Regions from separate parts of the Homo sapiens genome. Here region 2 is linked to region 1. A link is a contact called in ENCODE Hi-C or POLR2A ChIA-PET data. All regions are on one chromosome and are shown on one strand. Each heading gives the region's core, a stretch centred on a gene start or an enhancer-like site at or near the end of the contact. The rest is flanking DNA. Distances are from core to core; before and after follow the strand shown.

Region 1 (7,203 bases), core at 2,955-5,454:
CTTTACAGAAAATCACTCCCTGGAGGAACTCACTGAGCTACCTGCTTTACAGTTCTATTTGTTCTGTGTCATTTTAAGCTATTGCCTCAAACAGATTCTAAACTAATAGAAAGCAAAGAACATGCCTTCAGTCAAATTCATCGAGCTGCAGAGAAAAGGGAATGCTGATACACTGTTGGTGGGAATGAAAATTAGTACAACCTCTATGAAAAAGAGTGTGGAGATTTCTTAAAGAACTAAAAATAGAGCTAGCCTTTGATCCAGCAATCGCAGTACTGGATATCTACCCAAAGAAAAAGAAATCAATATATCAAAAAGAGACCTGCACTGGGCCAGGCGCAGTGGTTCACACCTGTAATCCCAGCATTTTGGGAGGCCAAGGTGGGCAGATCGCCTGAGGTCAGGAGTCCGAGACCAGCCTGGCCAACATGGTGAAACCCCGAAATTAGCCACGTGTGGTGGCAGGCGCCTATAATCCCAGCTACTCAGGAGTCTGAGGCAGAAGAATCCCTTTAACCTGGGAGGCGGAGGTTGCAGTGAGCCGAGATTGTGACATTGCACTCCAGCCTGGGCAACAAGAGTAAGACTTCAACTCAAAAAAAAAAAAGATTAAAAAAAAATACCTGCACTAGTCTGTTGATTGCAGCACAATTCACAGTAGCGAAGATAGGGAATACACTTAAGTGTCCATCACCAGATGACTGGATAAAGGAAATGTGTTATATATACACCATGGGATACTATTTAGCCATAAAAAAGAATGAAATTATCCCTTTTGCAACAACATGGATGGAACTGGAGGTCATCATGTTAACTGAAACAGGCTAGATACAGAAAAACAAATATTGCATGTTCTCACTCATAAGAAGATGCTAAAAAAATCATGTGTACCCATGGACACAGAGCATGGAATAACAGATAGTGGAGACTCAAAGGATGAGGGAGTGGGAGGGGTGAATGATGAGACATTACTCTAGGGGGTACAATCTATGTCATTTGGGTAATGGACACCCTAAAAGCCCTGACTTAACCACTATGCATGTAAAATAAATTGCACTTGTACCCCACAAATTTATATATATTTTTAAAACAGGTGGAGCATGGTGGCTCATGCCTGTAATCCTAGCACTTTGGGAGGCCAAGGTGGGCGGATCACCTGAGGTTGGGAGTTCAAGACCAGCCTGGCCAACATGGTGAAACCCCGTCTCTATTAAATATACAAATATTAGCCAGTGTGGTGGTGGGCACCTGTAATCCCAGCTACTTGGGAGGCTGAGGCAGGACAATTGCTTGAACCTGGGAGGCAGGGGTTGCAGTGAGCTGAGATCGCACCACTGCACTCCAGACGGGGCGACAGAACAAGACTCCATCTCAAAAAACTAAATAAATAATAAATAATAAATAAACTCACTGGTTGCTACTCTGGTTGCTTCTGAGGGTGGAGCGAGAAGGGACACATACAATGGGGTGCTCAGGCCTCCCCTAGGAACAGGGAGACACCCTCTGCAGTGGAGAAGGCGATGGTTGCTGAGACAGTCCTCGGAGGAGAACCCAGGACGGCTTCCCTGCAGAAGGAAGTGACTCAGCCGCGGAGGACTGCAGGATCAATCGGAGCAGATCAGGTAAAGGAGTGCAGGGGCTGGGGACAGAGCAAATCGCCAGGCTGGAGAAACAGCACACAGCAAAGCCGGAGGCCAGAAAGAGCGTGGCTGGCTGCAGAAGCTGAAAGTTCAGTAAGGCTGGGATTCCCAGATAAGGAAACGCAGTGTGGAGCCATGACGCTAGAAAGGTAAGTAGAGGCCGAGCTGGAAAGTTCCCAAGCCAGAATTTTGTTTTGTTTCGTTTTATTTTTGAGACGGGATCTTGCTCTGTCACCCAGGCTAGAGTGCAGCGGCACGATCATGGCTCTGTGCAGCCTTGACTTCCCCGGCTCAAGCGATCCTCCCACCCCAGCCTCCTGAGTAGCTGGGACCACAGTCAGGTACCACCATACCTGGCTGATGTTTGTGTTTTTTGTAGAGATGGGATTTCACTATGTTGCCCAGGCTGGTCTTGAACTTCTGGGCTCAACGATCCTCCCACCTCCGGCTCCCAAAGTGCTGGGATTACAGGCAGGACCCACTGCACCTGGCCTCAAGCCAGAGTTTGAACTTGATATAGTGGGCAATGGACCACTTGTGATGGTAAAATGCCTTATGCAGAGGAGTATCATGACCAGATCAATGTTTTTAAACAATCGCTATGTTCTCCATTTCTTTGGTTTTTATTTCTGATTTTTGAAATAAGTTTGTTTTTTATTTATACATAATAGATGTACATATTTGGGGGTACATGTAATCATTTAATTCATTCATATAATTTTTAGAGATCAAATAGGTATGATTGGATTATCCATCACCTTAAATATTGTTTTTTCCTCATAACACCTGAATTATTCTCTTTTAGCTGTTTTAAAATATAAAATAGATTATTATAAACTACAGCCACCCTACTGATCTTTCAAACACTAGGTCTTATTTCTATCAAACACTAGGTCTTATCCCTTAGATCAAGCTGTATCTTCACTTCTTTTGCATTTTCCTACGTGCTCTTGACTGCAGTTCTCCACGTAAGGATTTAAAGGCACAGGTTTTTAACGTTGCTAGATTTCCCAAGGAAATTTAAATTTGAATTTTTTTTTCTTTAGCTCTAGGTAGAAAGAGGCCAGAAAGGTGCATCCAACTCTAGAAAAGAAATTATCCCAAGAGTCAGGAAAGGCTGCCAGGAGGCACTGCAGGATCTACCCTTAGGATACTGTGTGGTCGGGTTGGTGAAAACCACGGCCCTTTGTGTTTAGGTTCAAAGCCACGGCCCTTTGTGCAGGACTCTGTGGAGGCCCTGAAGAAGTGGCTTCCAGGGGGGACAAGAATGGCTGTATTATAAGGAGACTAATCAGCCTATTGAGGAGTAGGTGTAGGGGTGTGGGAGAGTGGGGAGAGCTCAGGGTCCCTATAGTGTGGCACGTGTTAATAACAGCCAAAGCTTATGTAGAATTGATTCTATGCCGGGCAGTCTCCTGAGGACCCTCTACATGTATATCAGCTCAGTTAGTCCAATGACTCTGTGGCAGAGGGACCTTTATGAACCCCATTCTCCAAAGAAACTAACACCCAGAGTGGTTAAATAATGTGCCCAGGGCACCAAGCTGATGAGTAGCTGTGCTGGAGTCAAAACTGCACTTGCAGAGCCAACTACACCCGTTCCATCCCCAGCCAAGTCTGTATCCTGGGCGGCAGCCCTGTGACAATCAGAGGCTGTACCGTTCCCTCCACCCTCACGTCACTGCATCTCAGATCCAACCCTCCCAGTCCAGCCGCAGCTCTGATATTGGTCACCCAACTCTACTGCGGTGGAAGATGCCTCTCTCTAACTCCCCGGTCTCTCTATGATTCAAGAAGTGGGGCTGTGGTCCCATCCTGGGGAGAAATTGCACACAAGTGCACGCTGCTAAGGAAGAGGAAAGCACTCCTCAGTTGTACAGATAAATTGTTCACATGGCTTGTTCTCCGCCTCATTCCAGAGCCTCTGTTCAAAGGTCACCTCTTCCTAGAAGCCTTCCCTGACTGCTTGTCTGAAATTCACACACACACATACACACACAAACACACACTACTTATTCCCTAACCCTGCCTGGCTTTTCTTCAAGCACTTTTCATTAGCTAAAATTGCATGGACCATCTGTTTACTTGGATATTATCTTCCTTCCCGGGATATGACAGATATTCTATATAATATAACTGAAATTCCAGGATAGCAGGGCCTTGACCTTCCGCTGCTGTAACCCTAGCTCCTAGAACGTTGTCTGCCAATAAGAGGGCCGCTCAAGAAATTTTTTTTCAATTAATTAATTGAAAACATTGAAGAGCGAATGAAAGCGTTGTTGATTACCTCGCAGCCCCACCTCTGCCAGGGTTGCTTTAGCCCTGGAAGCATAGATCCTCTTCCTTCTCATCTCTTTCTCTCTTTTTTTCTTTTTCTCCTACCTCTGCTTCTACAAGCTCAATCGTGCAAAAAAAGGAAACAAAACAGTGCTTGGAGCTCTTCCTCACCCTCTGTTTCTGAGTCTACGCTGGCTGGCTGAGACTTGCTTCTTACTGTGTACGGGAGGAGAGCAGGGTGTGGATTCTGTCATGACCTGGTTCCCGCTGATATCCTGCCTGTCACCGTGAAACTGACTAAACACTTCCCAGATTTCCGTCCTGTGAAAAAGTGAGCTGCGTCATTCCCCAGCACGACGTGGGCCCGCGAACTCTTTCCTTTGGAGTTGTGTCCAGAGGGTTGTTGGGAGTCTGTCTAAAGATAAGTGGGGAGATTTGGAGAGCACACAAAATGAGTGTAAACCCCAAGGGATAGGAATTCCTCTGCCATCAGTGAGAAAAAAAACAAACCGGTGTGGGCTTTGCCTGCATTTCCCGTGGTGAAGGGAAGGGGAGCTCTCTCTCCCAGCTTGCCCTGCTGCTGGCCTCAAAGTCAGCTCTCTGTCAACTGTCTCCTCTGATCCTTCATCCCAAACAAAATCACAGAAGGCAGTGCAGGGTAAGAGAGGTTGGCCAGCTGGACTTTGGCCATAAAATGAAATCCAGGGCAAAGTTCTAAAATAAGGGAGGTCTGCTTTTGAAATTGTCATTGTTTTTCTCATTCTGGACTCCCCTACCACAAATTTTGCTCAACTAAAATGGAAAAACAGCAAGGCATCATCTTCATGTAAATATTGGAACACAAGGATGCTACCTAGAAGAAAAGAATACCCATGGAAGAAACCAACTTTGAGAGGCTTTTGTGTGTGTGTATGAGACAGGGTCTTGCTGTGTCACCCAGGCTAGAGTGCAGTGGTGCGATCATAGCTCACTGCACCCCCAAACTCCTGAGTTCATGCGATCCTCCCATCTCAGCCTCCTGCCTAGCTGATAGGCACATACCACCATGCCTGGCTAATTTTTAAATTCTTTTTATGGAGATCAGCTCTCGCTATTTTGCCCAGGTTGGTCTCAAATTCCTGGGCTCAAGTGATCCTCCTGCCTCAGCCTCCTGAGTATCTGGGACTGCAGGTGCACACCACCATACCTGGCTAATTTTTAAATTTCCTTCATAGAGATGGGGTCTTGCTAGTTTGCCCAAGCTGGTCTTGAACTCCTGGCTTCAAGTGATCCTCCCACTGTGGCCTCCCAAAGTGCTGGGATTACAGGTGTGAGCCTCCATGCCCAGCTGAAGTATTCTTCAAGAATACTCAACATGTGAGACATGTGAGCATTCAGAAGACATGGTAAATATTCAGTACCAAGTCTGAATAATAATAATTGTCATTAATATTATTTTAGAGACAGGGTTTTGTTCTATCACCCAGGCTTCAGTGCAGTCAGAATCATAGCTAACTGCAGCCTCAAACTCCTGGGCTCAGGTGATCCTCCTGCCTCAGCCTCCATGGTAGCTAGAACTACAGGTGCACACCACCATGTCCAGATGACTTTATTATTTTTATGTTGTAGAGACAGGGGTCTCTGTGTTGCCCAGGCAGGTCTCAAACTCCTGGGCTCAAGTGATCCTCCCACCTCAGCCCAAGTCTGAATGATAATAATTATTATTATTATTATTTTTCTTTTTTTGGATGGAGTCTCACTCTGTTTCCAGGCTGGAGTGCAGTGGCATCATCTCGGCTCACTGCAACCTCTGCTTCCTGAGGTCAAGTGATTCTCCTGCCTCAGCCTCCCGAGTAGCTGGGATGACAGGCACGCACCACCACGCCCAGCCAATTTTTGCATTTTTAGTAGAGACGGGGTTTTACCATGTTGGCCAAGATGGTCTCGATCTCTTGACCTCCTGATCCTCCTGCCTCGGCCTCCCAAAGTGCTGGGATTACAGGCGTGAGCAACCATATCCAGCCTGAATAATTATTAATAACACATATCTTTACCAGGTTTATGTGAATCACTGAACAGTTTATGTCAGTAAATTTTTAATTAGTATAAATTGTTATTTCTGTTTGGAATGTTTTAGGCAAAAGTTAACTAAATTGTTTGTCATTATATAATTATAATTATATATTACATATAATTATATAAATTATATATTACATATAATTATATAAATTATATAATATAAATTATTTTATATCACTCCAAATTCTTATTGTATACTTGGAGAAAATAGTTTACTCTTTATCTACATTTCAAAAATTTTTCGCAGCCCTTCAAGATCTCTGGACATGTTGCCTCACAATTTTCTTTGTCTTCATCCACAAAATTCCCTTTTTCTCCATAATAAACTTTTCATCACCAACAATAATATTTACTGAACAGTGTACTAAACACTTTCATCTTGGACCATAACTGTTCAGATTAACATGCTGTAGGAGCTTCAGATGGCCATAAAAATCCTCTTCTCCGTTAGGTTCTTTGGTTTTTGTCTCCAAATATTTCCTTCCCATTCATTTTATCACACGCCTTTGAACACTGGATTTTTCTCTAGATCTTCGACGTGTCTCCAGTCTGGACTCCTTTTTCCATTTCAACAGCTTTTTAAATAATGCAATTGAGACCACATTAAGAAATGTTTACATTGTCAACACCCTTTAAGAATGTATATCCTTAAAATGGAGTAAATATGAAGAGACCATACTCATTCAAATCCAAAATATAAAAGCCTCCTCACATTACATCTTTGAAGTATCAACATGCCATGAAAATTTTTTGTCTTGAGATCTTTCCCAACTGGGACTTATTTAGATCTAGCAATAACTTTCACCTTTTCTTCTAAACTCAAAGGAGTCTAGGGCAGAATTTCCACATCTAGACAAAACAGAATAATCATTTTTGTTCTCTCCCAGATCTTTTTCACCCTGAATAGCACTTGCCAGCAAGATGTGAAAAGGAAAAGTTTGCAAGCTCGGACCAACCATTCTGAGGGCTTTGATCTGTCTTTGATTTTGCAGCAATTGGTGCGAATGGTAGACATCTGATTCACCTGCCTTACTCATTCCTGACGCGCACCCTATACCAGCTGCTCTCCACTGACTTTGGTAAGTGCTCTGATGAGTTTTGTTTACCCAGACTTGAGAAGGAGATGTATAAATACAAATGACTGCATAACCACATTTTAGATAAGACATCCTTAAAACGCTCATCAGTAATGTTTTAGAAACTCTTATGGCTGTAGACCAATCTTTTG
Region 2 (7,203 bases), core at 3,457-5,956, 46 kb before region 1:
TTGAGGTTTTTGCCACTAAAACCACAATTACTCTTGCACCAACCTAATGGTATAAAACTCATGTAGGGCCGGGTGCGGTGGCTCACGCCTGTAATCCCAGCACTTTGGGAGGCCGAGGCGGGCGGATCACGAGGTCAGGAGATCGAGACCATCCCGGCTAAAACGGTGAAACCCCGTCTCTACTAAAAATACAAAAAATTAGCCGGGCGTAGTGGCGGGCACCTGTAGTCCCAGCTACTTGGGAGGCTGAGGCAGGAGAATGGCGTGAACCTGGGAGGCGGAGCTTGCAGTGAGCCGAGATCCCGCCACTGCACTCCAGCCTGGGTGACAAAGCGAGACTCCGTCTCAAAAAAAAAAAAAAAAAAAACTCATGTAGAAATAGAAAAATAGGCCAATAGGCCGGGCTCAGTGGCTCATACCTGTAATCCCAGCACTTTGGGAGGCCGAGGTGGGAGGATCACTTGATGCCAGGAGTTCGAGACCAGCCTGGCCAAAATGGCAAACCCCATCTCTACTAAAAATACAAAAATTAGCCAGGCGTAGTGGCGGGCACCTGTAATCCCAGCTACTCAGAGGCTGAGGCACGAGAATTACTTGAACCTGGGAGGTGGAGGTTGCAGTGAGCTGAGATCGCGCCACTGCACTCCAGCCTGGGTAACAGAGCGAGACTCTCTCTCAAAAAAGAAAAAAAAAGAAAGAAAAGAAAAGAGAGCAATGGAAAGAAATGAAGAGTCCAGGAACTAGAGGGAAACAGCACATGTGCACACACAAAAATTTATCGTATGATTCAAATATATTCATGGAAAAGAACTGCTCTTCAACACTATTGAAACAATGGACTACCAGTTTGGGGGAGAAATGAAGACTGATCCTTACCTTACATCCTATATCCAAATAAGTTCTAAATAGATTGAGGTTTAAATATTTTTAAAATAATATTTAGAAGGCTAAGACTGAAAGATTGCTTGAGGCCAAGAGCTCAACACCAGCCTGGGCAACATAGCCGGACCTCATCTCTACGAAACAATTAAAAAATTAGCCAGGTCTGGTGGCATGTGCTGGTAGTCCCAGCTACCTCAGAGGCTGAGATGGGAAGATTGTTTAAGCCCAGGAGTTCAAGGCTGCAGTGATCTATGGTGGTGCCACTGCACTCCAGCACTGCAGCCTGGGTGACAGAGCGAGCCTCCATTTCTAAAATATAATCATGCCATCATCATCATCATCATCATCATCATCATCATCATTATCATCATCATCTCTTAAAAGTATTTGAAGAAAAATGAGTAGAGTATTATAATTCTACTATTCTTATTAAGTAAGAAAAAATACTCTGATTTTGAAAAGAAAAAATATAAATAAGTTCAGCAACGTAAAAGTTTTAAACTTCCCTACCACAAAAATTAATAAAAGACCTATGATATACTGTAAGTTTAAAGGTAAATAATAAGATAGGAGAAATATTTGCAATGCACCTTTTTAAAGGCGAATATAGAAGAGCATCTTACAAATCAAACCGCACTAGAAAAATGGGCAAAACACAGAGGCAATTCACAAAGGTGGAAATAAACGTACCATGAAACGCTGTTAAAGATCAAAGAAAATCATCTAAAACAACAATGATGGATCATATTTCACCCATCAGATTGGCAAAGACTAAAAAATAGTGACCCTACCGAGCGTTAGCATGGTGTGAGAAAATGAGATCCTTTTATCCACTGCTTGTGGGAGTGGAAATTTACACTCCCTTTTAGAGGGTGATATGGCACTGGGTGTCCAAACTCAAAATACACCTATCCTTTGACCAGCAATTTCACTTCTGGGAATTTATCCTAGAGAAATAGTTAGCCAGGTATGGAAAGATGAAGGCATGCAACATTGCAAGGGAGGTACCAGGTGGGATGGGATCACCGATACTCAATAAGTCCTGGGGACAGGAGTGCAGAGAAGAGGATACCAGCAGATTTCCAAGAGGCAGGGATGCTGGAGGCCCGTTTCAGAGGCAGGTGGGAGGAGTAACAGAAAAAGATGAGAGGATAAAGGCCAAGAGAGAACGTTCTGCAGTTGCCAACAAAAACTGGGGCCGGGATCATATAAGAATGAGTGAGGGGAAATGCTGGAGAGAAAACAGTGATAAGAATATTAGTGGCCGGGCAAGGTGGCTCACGCCTGTAATCCCAACACTTTGGGAGGCCGAGGCGGGCCAATCACTTGAGGTCAGTTCAAGACCAGCCTGGTCAACATGGTGAAACCCCGTCTCTACTAAAAATACAAAAATTAGCCAGGCATGATGGCGGGCGCCTGTAATCCCAGCTACTTGGGAGGCTGAGGCAGGAGAATCGTTTGAACCCGGGAGGCAGAGGTTGCAGTGAGCTGAGTTTGGGCCACTGCACTCCAGCCTGGGTGACAGAGCTAGACTGTCTCAAAGAAAAAAAAGCAAAAGGAAAGTAAGTAAAAAGAAAAGTGATGGCTACTAATAATGATGCCCACCTTACAGATGACAAAACTGAGGTCTGCCCTCACAGGTTAACACAGCTGGTCACATAACTTATAGCAACAGAGATGGAATTTGAGCGCAGCCCCATCTAACTGCAGAACCCAGGCCACGGTAAGGAATCTGGACTCGCTCCTGGTGGCCATGGGCTGCCGTGTGACTACTTAGGTTTGCCTTAGGGGAGTTTTCTCTGGTGGTAGTGTAGCGAGTCTACCAGAGGCCGCGCAGGCAGAGAAAAGGAGAAATCAGTAGGAGTCAATCACAGCAAAGTGAGCTAGAAAAGATGAACTGGGGCCGAGTGTGGTGGCTCATGCCTGTAATCTCAAAAGTTTGGGAGGCTGAGGTGGGCGATCACGAGGTCAGGAGTTCAAGACCAGCCTGGCCAACATGGTGAAATCCTGTCTCCAATAAAAATACAAAAATTAGCCAGACATGGTGGTGCGCACCTGTAGTCCCAGCTACTCAGGACGCTGAGGCGGGAGAATGGCCTGAGCCTAGGAGGTGGAGGTTGCAGTCAGCCGAGATGGCACCACTGCACTCCAGCCTGGGTGACAGAGTGAGACTCCATCTCAAAAAAATAAAAAATAAAAGAAAACAAAAGATGAAATGGGAATGGATCTGCGATGGGTTTGAAAGCTACTAGGAGAGCAAATCCACTGGCCTGAGGGAGCTGTTGAGTAAAGGATGCTGGAGGTCGGGGAGGAATGAGAAAGACTCCTGATTCTAGCGTATGTCACAGGCTGGATGAATGCCAATATCTAAAAACCTGCTGCGTGCTTCTTGAATACACCTTCTCTTCACACTTTTGCTCCCATTCTTCCCTCCCCATGAAACAGCTTCCCCAATTGTCTTCAAGGTGAAATCTTATCCAACCTTCAAAGCCTATCTCAAGGGCCACCTCTCTCATGAAGTGTTTTTTTGTCTGTTTGTTTTTGTTTTTGTTTTGAGATGGAGTCAGGCTGGAGTGCAGTGGTGTGATCTTGGCTCACTGCAACCTCCACCTCCCAGGTTCAAGCAATTCTCCTGCCTCAGCCTCCCGAGAAGCTTTGGGACTACAGGCATGCGCCACCATGCCCAGCTAATATTTGTATTTTTAGTAGAGATGGAGTTTCACCATGTTGGCCAAGCCGGTCTTGCACTCCTGGTCTCAGATGATCCACCTGCCTCTGCCTCCCAAAGTGCTGGGATTACAGGCATGAGCCACCATGCCCGGCCTCTCATGAAGTCTTTACAGAAAATTCTCCCTCCTCCCAGAGTGTGAATCATGGGGCATTTTGATGTTATCTCGTATTTGCCTTTATCTGCCTGATAGTTAATCAATTATGCAGATATCTTGTTTTCCTCCCTTGTCATCCTCCTAATGGAGGCTGGACCTAATGGCAAGGACCACATGGCCACATCATACCCCTTTCCACATTTTTTGCAGTCCCCACCAGAGTCTCCTGTGCACAGTAGATATCTAAATAGTTGAAATAAAGAAAACAAATAGTTTTCCCCCTCTTTCCTCTCTTAGATTTTTGCCTTCCCATCTTTTATAAATATTTCTTGCTCCAGAAGAAACCAAAAGAGTTGGAAGGAATGCCTTCCAACTTCCAACAAAAGAGTTTTGGAATGCCTGCAGGAGATTTTCTTAATCTTCAAACTGGCTGATAACACCACAGGAAACTATCTTAAGGAAAACATAGTGATGAAACAGTAGGGTCCTATTACCACTTCCCTGCTATACTGGCAAAGCAGTACGAGAATAATTTCCAGTGGAATGTCTTCCAAGTGTATATAAATAGTCATGGTCAGCTTGGTGAAAGTGTGTTTCCAAGATGAACTGATAAACTAAGCGAGATAAACGAGGTCAAGTGGACAAGATGGATTGCCTGGTACTTTTATAGAAGGAGTTTGCACATTTGGCCAGAAAGCAATTGCATGAGAGCTCAGATTCTCTGCGGATCTACCTCATTTTAGGGAGCATAATGGAAAATCTTTAATCTTGAAATAATAATAAATCACAAAAAATAAATAAATTGGGGGGAGGATTGTTTACAGAACTAACATATTCTTAAATCCACACTAGGTTATGGAAGGGCATAAACATATATTCAAGCAAGAAATCAGGCTGATCTTGGGTACAAATGAGTCAACCCAACACTCTCCACCATGTAGTGCTTTGGCCATTGCAGTGACACAGTGGGGCCCTTCCAGGAGTTATTCATCCTCTCAACTACTCCATAGACCAAACCAAAATTGCACAACGTGTGTTGGCTGAAACACTAATTCCTTTCCAAAAAAAGAGAGATTCTGAGGTCAAATACATTTAGAAAATGATTAATGTTATAACATTTCTTGAAGAGTCACGTTGCACTTTGGCATAATGAAAGCTCCAAAAATGCCTACTATAAATAAACTTTCACTTCCTTTAAACATATGTTTTCCCAACTTATTTTAGCATGGGACCTTTTGAGGGGAGTAAATGTCAGACCTAGTAACACCAGGTTGAAATAGAGTTCCCGAAAACCACCGAGTAAACTCAGCACCTTACCATCTCTGTTTTTCCTTCCTTCCTCTGAACTTCACTTCTTCCTTTTGAAATTCATGGCTGGGGATGGTAGCTCATGCCTGCAATCCTAGCACTTTGGGATGCCGAGGTGGGAGGATCACCTGAGGTCCAGAGATCATGACCAGCCTGGCCAACTTGGTGAAATGCTGTCTCTACTAAAAATACAAAAATTAGCCAGGTATGGTGGCACATGCCTGTAATCCCAGCTACTTGGGAGGCTGAGGCAGGAGAATCACTTGCTACTATACTTTTACCTGGGAGGCAGACGTTGTAGTGAGCCAAGATCGCACCACTGCCCTCCAGCCTGGGCAACAAGAGTGACACTTTGTCTCAAAAGAAATAAGTAAATAAAATAAATCCAATAGCCACATTGCTCATTTCATCAGAACCCAGAGAAGTAACTAGAAAACGTCAAGGAATAATTTAAGTCATCTGAAATTGCTAATGGGTAATTTGTATTACCTCCCTGGGTAATTTCTGTTTTTACTGAAGCCTTCTGAAACAGAATGGCTTAATTCAAAGGAATGGTGCATATACCAAGAAACTTATGCCTAAAAGTAGCAGAAGAGTCACTTCCTCTTTCCACGCCTAGGGTCATGACTAGGAAAATGAAGGGAAATCACTCCTTTTCCCCCTCCCATCCAAACAACTGCAACGACAATGAAATGTCCTGCTCAACTTTTGTGTAAACTTTGTGCCAAGAGTCACCCCTCATCTTTACCCAGCTCATTTCTCATGGTTCAAGAATCAAAATAAATGTTGCTTCCTCCTCCCAACTCCTAAACTAATATTAAAAAATCAGCTCTCCCCTTTCAGAAAACCCAGGACTGGCGAGGCACGGTGGCTCACGCCTGTAATCCCAGCACTCTGGGAGGCCAAGGTGGGTGGATCACGAGGTCAGGAGATCGAGACCATCCTGGCTAACACGGTGAAACCCCATCTCTACTACAAATACAAAAAATTAGCCGGGCGTGGTAGCAGGTGCCTGTAGTCCCAGCTACTCGGGAGGCTGAGGCAGGAGAATGGCGTGAACCCAGGAGGCAGAGGTTGCAGTGAGCTGAGATCATACCACTGCACTGCAGCCTGGGCAACAGAGCGAGACTCTGTCTTAAAAAGAAAGAAAAGAAAAAAAGAAAACCCGGGACTTCTCCCTCCCTGATCCTATAATTTTATCCCTCTGTGAGTAACAGCTGTTTACTTCTCTGCCTCAACCACCAGACCTTAAAGTTTGTGGAGCCAAAAGTGCTGTCTGTCTTATCTCCTGTTCACCCACGATGGTGCACATAGTTGGAAACAAACAACCTAAAGAATATAGAAATGTGTTTGTTTATTTTTCACCCTGCAGAACTAAGAACCTCCTTTACAAGGAGAAGATGAATGTATGAAAATGGATAAGTTGGTGAGAGCCCAATGATCCAGTTAGGCCATGTATATTAATTGAACATTGCCATATATGACATCATAGGGGAAATCATAGGAAGATAAATGACATCTTACATTCAAGCCCTACCTTCAAGGAACTTAAAATAACGAAGTGACAATAATAGCTCTTCCATGGGTCCTCAGACATGGCTGACCCAGGAGAGCATTTCAGGGACCCGAATGTGTCCTAGACACTGGGTGGGTTGATCAATTTCCCCTCATTTCTCTAATTAAGGACACAAATGTTTTCTCGATTGAAAGTTTCACCCTGGACCTCAGTGCCAGTGGCTTCCAACAGGACAGTTTCCTGTTGCAAGTAGGGTGGCCCAGAGAGTCCTAACTGAATAAGTGCATTTCTGCTACTAAATACTGTCCAGGAACTAGCATAGCAAGCCCAAGTGCAAGGGACGAGGCATAAGGGAGACTGAGGAAGGTGGGGGTGGGAGTTCTGCAGCCGTTGCTGGTGTGTGTGATATCAGCCGAATGGAGAACATCTGGGGCCTGTCAGGGTTTCCCAGAGATCTTCCCTGTCTAATGACAGTGAGAGCAAATTAAGATTGATAAATTGTATAGCTCTTTCTGGCTTTAAAGATCCCAGATGCTCTGCTAAATTAATGGCCGCTCTATCTCCACTCAATCTGACACCAAAACAGAACCTTGAAAATGTACCAGACCCCCACTCCCCCAACCATCTGAGCGCATCCAGGACACTGCAACTTTTTTCAGCCTGGATTCCAAT

The links. A loop is a pair of places that touch in the nucleus more often than their neighbours do. ChIA-PET counts read pairs that join two places held with the same protein, here RNA polymerase II (POLR2A). Pooled maps may share reads with other maps.
Region 2: a map of ascending aorta shows a loop between it and region 1 (4-fold over the local background). The contact joins two enhancer-like sites. A Hi-C loop is called at or near these places in 3 of 168 maps with a recorded cell type or tissue (aorta and ascending aorta), 1 of 37 single-sample maps with no recorded cell type and 4 of 50 pooled maps. POLR2A ChIA-PET finds 5 or more read pairs at or near these places in 2 of 52 experiments (HEK293 and HEK293T).

What each region holds. Positions count from the first base shown.
Region 1 is chr10:15,436,729-15,443,931 of GRCh38, reverse strand. No RefSeq gene overlaps it. Among named protein-coding and RNA genes, the nearest start is that of FAM171A1, 69 kb to the right of the region's middle. Within about 2 kb of position 4,204, at least 16 of the 41 ENCODE cell types and tissues checked have a DNase peak (open chromatin) inside an H3K27ac peak, as active enhancers do; they include ascending aorta, where a contact is called at or near this core.
Region 2 is chr10:15,483,639-15,490,841 of GRCh38, reverse strand. No RefSeq gene overlaps it. Among named protein-coding and RNA genes, the nearest start is that of FAM171A1, 120 kb to the right of the region's middle. Within about 2 kb of position 4,706, at least 2 of the 41 ENCODE cell types and tissues checked have a DNase peak (open chromatin) inside an H3K27ac peak, as active enhancers do; they include ascending aorta, where a contact is called at or near this core.